2 separate regions of the Mus musculus genome follow, and region 2 is linked to region 1. The links are chromatin contacts, found by Hi-C or POLR2A ChIA-PET in ENCODE. All regions are on one chromosome and are shown on one strand. Each heading gives the region's core, a stretch centred on a gene start or an enhancer-like site at or near the end of the contact. The rest is flanking DNA. Distances are from core to core; before and after follow the strand shown. Region 1 holds the start of Rps19 (ribosomal protein S19). Region 2 holds the start of Zfp428 (zinc finger protein 428).

Region 1 (4,134 bases), core at 1,307-3,806:
GGAGGAAACAAGGTCATAACATTTCCAGGAAAATGAACAGAACTAGAAACGATTATGTTAAATGAAATTGGCCAGACTGAAAAAGACAAAAAGTGTGTGTACAGAACCTAGATTTAAAATCATGCTTTTGTACTTACATGGGGGAGAGGGATCATGAAGTTAGAAAGTGGGGTCATAAAATGGGAGGAAGAGATCTTAAGGGAGGTGGGAAGTAGAGCAGTGGAATCTAGGAACAGAAATAGAAGGGACTCACTAGCTGGAGGAAGGGAACCAGCAGGAGCGTCAAGGGGACATGAGCGGGCACAGTGTAAAAAGACACACATGCGTGAAAATACCATGGTGGAACCCACTGCTGTGTGTGCTGACCTGGAAAGTAATGGGGAAAAAAAAGGTTTCTTCATATTAACTCCTCGAATAGCGTCTCTATCGACCTTACACCAAAGTCATGCATCTACCACAGGATTCATCCCCATTGACACAACATGTGTCATGTGTCACCATGACCAAATGCCAGATAGAAACAACCCAAGGATTTATTCATTTGTCTCAGTTTGGAAAGGGACTGGTTTATTGCCACATGGCCCCATGTCCTTGAGCAAATCACTGTCATGCTGGGTGTGTCCTGCTGAGGAGCTAGGACTACCACACAGATAAGAGACCCCAGGCAAGAGAAGAAGAGTTCCCAGTTCTAACCATTCCTCCAGCTAAGCCCATCTTCCACCTCCCACAGCCTCTCACCAGCAGCATCCTATTTGTGAATCCATTGATTCTGTCAGCGTCCTCACACTCACAGACATCCCCAGAAGTGCACTTTACTGGTCGCATACATGGTTTTTGTATTGGTGCTGTTCTGGTTTGGCTGCCTTAGAACTCATTATGTAAACCAATCTGACCTCGAATTTGCTGTAATCCTCCTGCCTGTGTCTCCTGAGTGTTAGGACCGTAGGTGTGCATCACTATGCCCAGGCCATTTAAGTGTTTAAGGTTTTTTTAAATTTACTTTTGTGTGTATGTGTCTGCATATGTACATACATGAGTGCACGTGCCCGAGGAAGCCAGAAGAGGACATGTCATCCTCTGGAGATGAAAGTACAAGCTACTGTGACCCTCCAGTGTAGGTGTTTGGAACTGAAGTCAGATTTTCTGAAATTGCTGAGCCATCTGTCTCTCCGGCCCCTCAAACTGGCTTAACTTTTCACTTATGTATTGATAATTCATTTCTTTTTAATATTTTTTTCTAATTTTAAGTCTTAGTATGTGTATAAAGAGGGTGCGATATGTGAACATACACCCTTCTCTGAGACGCACCTGTGGCAGTCAGAGGACAAAACTCTGTAGTTAGTTCTTATACCGTGATGGGTTCAAAGAATCGTATCAGGTCAATCAGGCTCGTATGGGAGAACTTCTACCTAGTGAGCGAACCATCACAATGCCCCTCGTTTCTTTTTTTTTTTTGGGGGGGGGGGGGTCGAGACAGGGTTTCTCTGTGTAGCCCTGACTGTCCTGGAACTCACTCTGTAGACCAGGCTGGCCTCGAACTCAGAAATCCGCCTGCCTCTGCCTCCTGAGTGCTGGGATTAAAGGCGTGCGCCACCACGCCCGGCCCCTCCTCTCTTTTCTATCTTAAATAATATTTGTCTGGATGCAACACAACCTCAAATATTTTATGCGCTGCGCTGCGGGGTGGGAGTGGGAGGTACTGAGAGCCTGGCGTAGTGACACACTCCCGTAGCATTAAGCTGGGGGATCATGAGTTCAAAGCCAGCCTTAGATAAAAAGTCCCAGGCCAGTCTTGGCTAAATAAATTAATGATAATCCTGTCTCAAAACAACAAACGATAGGCAGGTAGGTGGGTGGGTAGGTACAGATATAATAAAGTTGCACAGGTCAGCTTGGATGACTCAGAAGAGGCAAACGAGGAGACTAACGGTCTGAACAACCAGACTCCGGCACTAGATGGCGGAGCTGAACCTCCACCAAGGGCCCGCCTCTACCCCTTTGTCCCCGCCCTAATCTCCTCCCCGCTCCCAACGCCTTCTTTCCTCTCCGCGAGCGTCAATGGAGCTGAAGCAACTTCCGCCCAAAGAAGGGTGGGGCTTCCGTGTATCTCTTGGTCTCGCGAATGCTAATGCTAGCACAAAAGGTGGTGGTGGCCACATGTCATAGTGCCTTTTCCCTGGATTGCCTGTCACGGTTCCGCCCGTAACTATTCCCATTTCCGGCCAGGAAGCAGGGTCTTGCGCTGAATCCCGCCTTCCTTTCGTGCGCGCTCAACTTCGCCCGCACTTCCGCCCTCAAAAGTTTCCGCCTCCTTGTTCCCGCCAGACACACAAGGCTCAAATGAAGGCCGACTCCCCCAGCTCGCTCCGGTCACGCCCAAGGAAACGGAAAGAGGAACCAGATCCCTTATCCTCCTCCCGAGTCCCTTCTCTTGGCTTCTCCACCCCTTCCTCTTACAGACCCGCCCATTTTGGGTGGAGATGAAGCCATATTCGCCCTCAGAAAGGCGGAGCCCTCTGGTTTAGCCGCTCTCGCGAGCACTCCGAAATCTCGCGAGACTCGACGCCCGACTTGTGCGCCCGGGAAACCCCGTCGTTCCCTTTCCCCTGGCTGGCAGCGCGGAGGCCGCACGGTGAGTGAGGGCTCTGGGTCGCGGCTGTGCGCGGGGCCACGGGGCCGGGCTTTCTGGCCCCAAGAGCTCGTGCCGGGACCGCGGGAAGCCCGGCGCGGGGTCGCTCCGCCCTCTGGAGCCGCGGCCACGTGCGAGCGGCAGGCCCGGACATGCCTGATCGCCGCAATCCGGGAGCCCGGAGGGTTAGGTGGGCAGCGGAGGGGTGAGTGGGACGCCCGGAACGTGGGCTTGAGGGAGCGGGGTGTGGAGGGCTCTCCCACGCGGTCACCACGCCGCGGTGCTGCGATCCGCGTGGCGTGTGCACCCGGCAACTCTGTTGGACCTGCAGGAGCCGAGTTGCAGGGACATGAGGCTGGGTGGATGCTGAGGCTTTGGGGTGGACTGGCGACGAGCAGGGTTGGTGTTGACCTGGACCCACGTCAGGGGTTTGCACCAAGCCTGACCTCGGCATGCTTGTCCCTTCCTCAGATGCCCGGAGTTACTGTAAAAGACGTTAACCAGCAGGAGTTCGTCAGAGCTCTGGCAGCCTTCCTCAAAAAGTAAGTGTTTGTTGGAACTGAGGCCTGACCCCTGTGCGCTGTGACCCCAATGTGTCATTAATCCCTCTGGCCACTTGCTGGGGGTCTTTTCTGAATTGGGCCTACGGTGACCATGCTTCCTTTTTAACCTGTTCGTTCTTGCTTTTTTTTTCCCCCAACCTTGTTAACTTGCTAAAGGTTAGTAGATCTGAAGTCATCTTTGGAAATTTTTGAAGTGTGCTTTTTCTCAATTCTCTTGGTTCTAGGTCCGGGAAGCTGAAAGTCCCCGAATGGGTGGACACAGTCAAGCTGGCCAAACATAAAGAGCTTGCCCCATATGATGAGAACTGGTTCTACACACGAGCTGGTAAGAACTGAGGCTTTGGCTGGGAGTGGGAACCTGGGCGACCCCAGGCAGGGACCCTGTCTTCCCCTCCCATCTACACCAGGAGACAGACCTCATTATTGAATAGCTGTAGCTTTAAACTAGAAAGGAAATCTGAGGGCAAATGAGTGTCCATATTTTGCTTACTTGAGAGTCTTAACAGCTTTCTGTGTCCACGGTTATAGCATTTAGATTTGAACAACTGTCAACTCCTGTTTGGTTGAGTGGTCGGGAGTGCCACTCCTGTTATAAAGGAAACTTACAGATCTGGTGCCCAAAGAAAACTTTGGGGTGCCCCTCTGGTCTCTCTGGATCCTGCCTGGGTGCTTTGTGCATCCTGTTGTCTCTAGTCTTTAGGGGAGCAGGATTCTTTCTGCTGGGTAGTGCCAGGGTTGCAGTTCATGGCCAGGCCTTTGCTAGGGGGGGGCCCTGCCTGAGAATTCCCCTGGTCGTGGGAAGTAAGTTCCTCTTCGCTTAAGACCGTGAAGCAGTTTATAAGTTAATATTAAATGTCCACGGGATCCACTTTGTTTCAGGCTTTGGCATGGGCACAGGGACCACCATGACTCAACACAGCCTCTGAAAACCAAAAGGTCAAT
Region 2 (3,968 bases), core at 52-2,551, 380 kb before region 1:
ATTGGCATCAATACCAGGAGAGAGTGAGCTCGGAGCAGCAGGGACAAAGGGTTTTCCCGATGAATCGAAAGGCAAGATCAAAGCCTGAGACAGCAAAGGGATTACTGTGTTTGAAGTGCTGGGGATATGGACCAGATAAAACGGTGGGTGGGTCCAGAAGAGGCGTCAGGGACACAAGTTTGACTGGGAGACCAGGTGTGGGAGGTGCATACCTGCCACCCCAGCCTTTGGGAAGCTGAGGCAGGAGAACTGCAGGGAGTTGACGAAAACCACCCGGAGCTAGAGTGAGTTCCAGAATACACAAGGAGACTCTCAGAAACAAAGCAAAACACAACTATTCCTTTTCTGTGGTGTAATGGGACTCTAGAGTTTTAAATTGCTAGTGATAAAAGCATTCGGGAAGGAGAGGGCTGTAGGGATGGCTACAAATAGTCAGCATGAAGTTATGGCCCTTTAAAATTACCCACAGGAGCTGGGCTGGCTGCCATATGCCTGTAATCTCAACATTCAAGAGGTAGCGTTCAAGGTCATTTTCTTCGACCCAGGTGTTGGAGGCTAGCCTGAGCTACATGAGACTCTGCCTCAAAAAAGAAAAAAAAAAGAAAGAAAAGAAAGAAAAACAAAAAAAGAAATAAAAAAGCAAACACCTATAGCAGACTTTCTAATTGTGCTCCACGGAAAAGCTGCCTTGACTCCCTCTAAGAATGCAAGCACTACTTTGCCTCTGGAAATTTGCATCAGCTATTCCCTCTGCTTTTTGGCATTCTACTTGGCTCCAGTTCAGACCTGGCTTAAAAATCAGCCCTTGGAAGCCCTTGCAGAACCTCGAGCTGGGGCAGGCGTTTCTGGCATCCACGGCCTCCTGCCGTCTACCTCTCTCTCTTCCAGGTCTTGACAGTTCTAAGTATTTGTCTAATCAAATGTGGTTCGTTTTCCTTAGACTGGGGGTTCAGATCTCTCGCAACGCAGAAACCACGTGCTGTCCAGGAATTTATCCTAGGTGACAGGGACGTGAACGGGGTCCCAGACCTTCGGTAGTTTCGGGACAAGGTTGCCAGCCCACCACGATTAAGTCTGCAGTCCCCTACACGCATGCGCTTTATTTTTCCAGGTGCCCCCCCCCTCCCCATCCATATGCTAATCACTGCGCTCTGAAGAACAGCCTCTCCCGGGAATATGCAAATCACATCCTCCAGTGCGGGAGGCCTTCCTTTGTCCCGCGCTAGGATTATGCAAATGAGCGAGCCTCCAGCCCGGGGGATCCGGGCCGAGTATTTAGGCCCCCACTCTCCCCCCTCATTCCAAGGCATCCACTATTTATAAGGCGCGTTCGCTCTACCGCGCACGCACGCACGCGCGATTCTTAAAGCTTCTTCACCCTTCGGGCCGCAGACTGTACCAAGTCTAGCGGGGCCGTGAGCGGCAGAGCCCGCCACCCCCGCCGGCGTGAGCTCTACAGCCTTCGCCATCCTCTGAGCCCCTCTTCCCATCGACCTCCGGGAATGGTCCATCTGACCGCGCACGCGCCCCTCGCTCGCCCCTCGCTCGTTCGCCCGTTCGCTCGCCCGCTCGCCTAGCCTCCCGAAACGCAGGCGCAGTGCCCGGGCGTGCAGCCGCCACCGCCGAGCCTGATCCGGGGCCGCCGGCGTCGGTGAGTGTCCGAGCTTGGGGGGGGCCGCGGGGCATGCTGGGAAGCGGGCGATACAGCCCCGCTGCATGACGGGAGCCCGCGGCCGCTTGGCCGAGTGACCGGCCCGGGAGTCCCTTGCTTTCCCCAGCACGCGGCTCGGGACCCAGCACAGCTTCGCCTCGAGGCATTGTGGGAGCCCGTGGGCCAGGCGTTCTGGGCCTGGGGCATTCTGGGAAGGGCCTGGGCTCCTGGAGGGGACTTTTTTTTTTTTTTTTTTTTTTTTTTTCGTCGCACACGCCTTCTGTGAGAAGCCCCGGGGCAAGGAGCGTTTGGGTGCCTGGTGGTCGTTAAAGGCCCGAGGCATCGTGGGACGCTGTCACGGGGCATTGTGGGAGCTGATCTTTATTGTTTGGTACCGGGGTTTGTCCGAGTCCCAGTCCTACCTAGCGTTGTGCGGAAAGGTATCTATTGTGTTCACTCACGCACTGTGAGGCGTATGTGTGGGTGGGGTCCTGGCCACTCTGCTTTTGAGGGAACTGAGGCATACGGTTTCATGTAGCTGGGTTTTGGACCCACAATATCGCGGAGTACAACCTAGAATTTATAATTTACCAAGTGCTGAGTTCGCAGAGGTGCATCACCACGCCCAGCTGGCTTCCACCTGTCCTAATGCTTCCACTTGATATCCGGAACGTTCTGGAAGAAGCTTTATATAATGTGGGTTTGGAGAGGGATGGCTGTCCCCAAGTAAACCCCCAAGAAAAGTCCTAACAATCCTTGCTGTGATGGTCAAGTAGAATAATAGTTAAAGCCCAGTGTGGTGTCACGCGCCTATAATTCCTGCTGGGGCAGGAGGATTCGCTATTCTAGACCTGTTTTTTTTTTTTTTTTTTTTTTCCTTTTGGGGAGGGCATCAGATCTCAAAAAAAGAAGGGGGAGTGGGTTTATGGAATGGCTAATCCTAGGTATTGTTGCATGGAACACATATATTAAATATTTAAAATAGAAACAACCAGTTGTCCTCAGTTTTTCTTTGCTGAATGGTGCGAGTTTTTCCAAAAATAATGTATTACTACAGAATTAGAGGGGCCCAACATCTGATGATTAATCATGAGAGCTCTTCCTTGCCAGTCACTATTTCTCGGTCCTTCAAAGGCCTGATCCAGTATCTAGGTGTCTTTAGTAAATTCCCTATCCAATGATGCCACCTCCTCCTCTTGCTCCAGCCGCATTCCTCCAACAGCAAATTTGACATTTGGGCTTTGAACAGTGTGCTTTCTACCATTGTTTGTGCCCCCAGGCCCTAAATTCAGGCTTTGCCATATTATTAGTGTCCATATCTATTGTCCCCAGAACCTGGGAAGCTGAAGTTGGAGGATTGCAAGTTCAAGGCCAGCCTGGACTGTATAGTAAGAGTCTAAAGGAGAGTGGAAACCGTATTGTTTTTAGTCCTACACTGCCTGGTCTTGCAAGGTCCTGTCACAATGCAGTAGGAGGAAGAAACGTGTGCATTGAGAGAAACAGGAATTATGGGAGCCAAGGAGCAATGTGGATGGTTATAGGTGAGCTTTGCAAGGGTGAAAATAAACACTCTGGATCCACAAAGAGGAAGGAGAAAATTCCAGATGGGAAATGGAGGAGAATGAACTAGGACTGCCCTTCTCTGGCTATAAAAGGCCTTTATGTGGCCCTGCCCCCAACCCCACCAGAAGCCTGGAGAGTTGAGCAAAGGAGTAGAGTCTATGAGATCTCTTCCTTCCTTCCTTCCTTCCTTCCTTCCTTCCTTCCTTCCTTTCTTTTTGTTTTGTTTGTTTGTTTGTTTGTTTTGTTTGTTTGTTTGTTTTTTAAGACAGGGTTTCTCTGTGTAGCCCTGGCTGTCTTGGAACTCACTCTGTAGACCAGGCTGGCCTCAAACTCAGAAATCCACCTGCCTCTGCCCCCAAAGTGCTGGGATTAAAGGCGTGCACCACCACACCACTGCCCGACTCTTTCTTTTTTAAGACAGTGTGTCATTTAGTTCATACGAGCCTCAAATTCTATGTAGCCAGCTCTGACCTTAAACTGCAGATTTACCAGCCTGAGAGCTAAGACTGTGGGTGTAGACTGCCTACTTCTATTCAGAGCATGGCTTTGGATCTTTGTTGAACCACAGTCTGGTGAGGTGGCCAGTGTGAACTTGGACTTTGGACAGTGTGCAGGTCTTCTTCCTTCCTCTTCTGCTTCGAGGGAGCTGTTTCTGTGTGCCAACCAAAGCCTGGACTTGAGAAGGATACAGACAAGAAAAGTTGGGTCCTGTTTGAAGCACTAGGCAGAAAATGACAGATTTGAGTTCAAACCT

Evidence for each region. Hi-C counts contacts between places; a loop is a spot of excess contacts on that map. ChIA-PET counts read pairs that join two places held with the same protein, here RNA polymerase II (POLR2A).
Region 2: a map of gastrocnemius shows a loop between it and region 1 (2.9-fold over the local background). The contact joins the promoter of Zfp428 here to the promoter of Rps19 in region 1. A Hi-C loop is called at or near these places in 1 of 37 maps with a recorded cell type or tissue (gastrocnemius). POLR2A ChIA-PET finds 5 or more read pairs at or near these places in 2 of 5 experiments (Patski and embryonic stem cell).

Annotation. Positions count from the first base shown.
Region 1 is chr7:24,882,036-24,886,169 of GRCm38, forward strand. Rps19 (ribosomal protein S19) reads left to right here and starts at 2,557. Exons shown (of 6, transcript NM_001360119.1): 1 at 2,557-2,632; 2 at 3,101-3,171; 3 at 3,417-3,517. The coding sequence starts at 3,101.
Region 2 is chr7:24,505,786-24,509,753 of GRCm38, forward strand. Zfp428 (zinc finger protein 428) reads left to right here and starts at 1,302. Exons shown (of 3, transcript NM_146183.2): 1 at 1,302-1,651.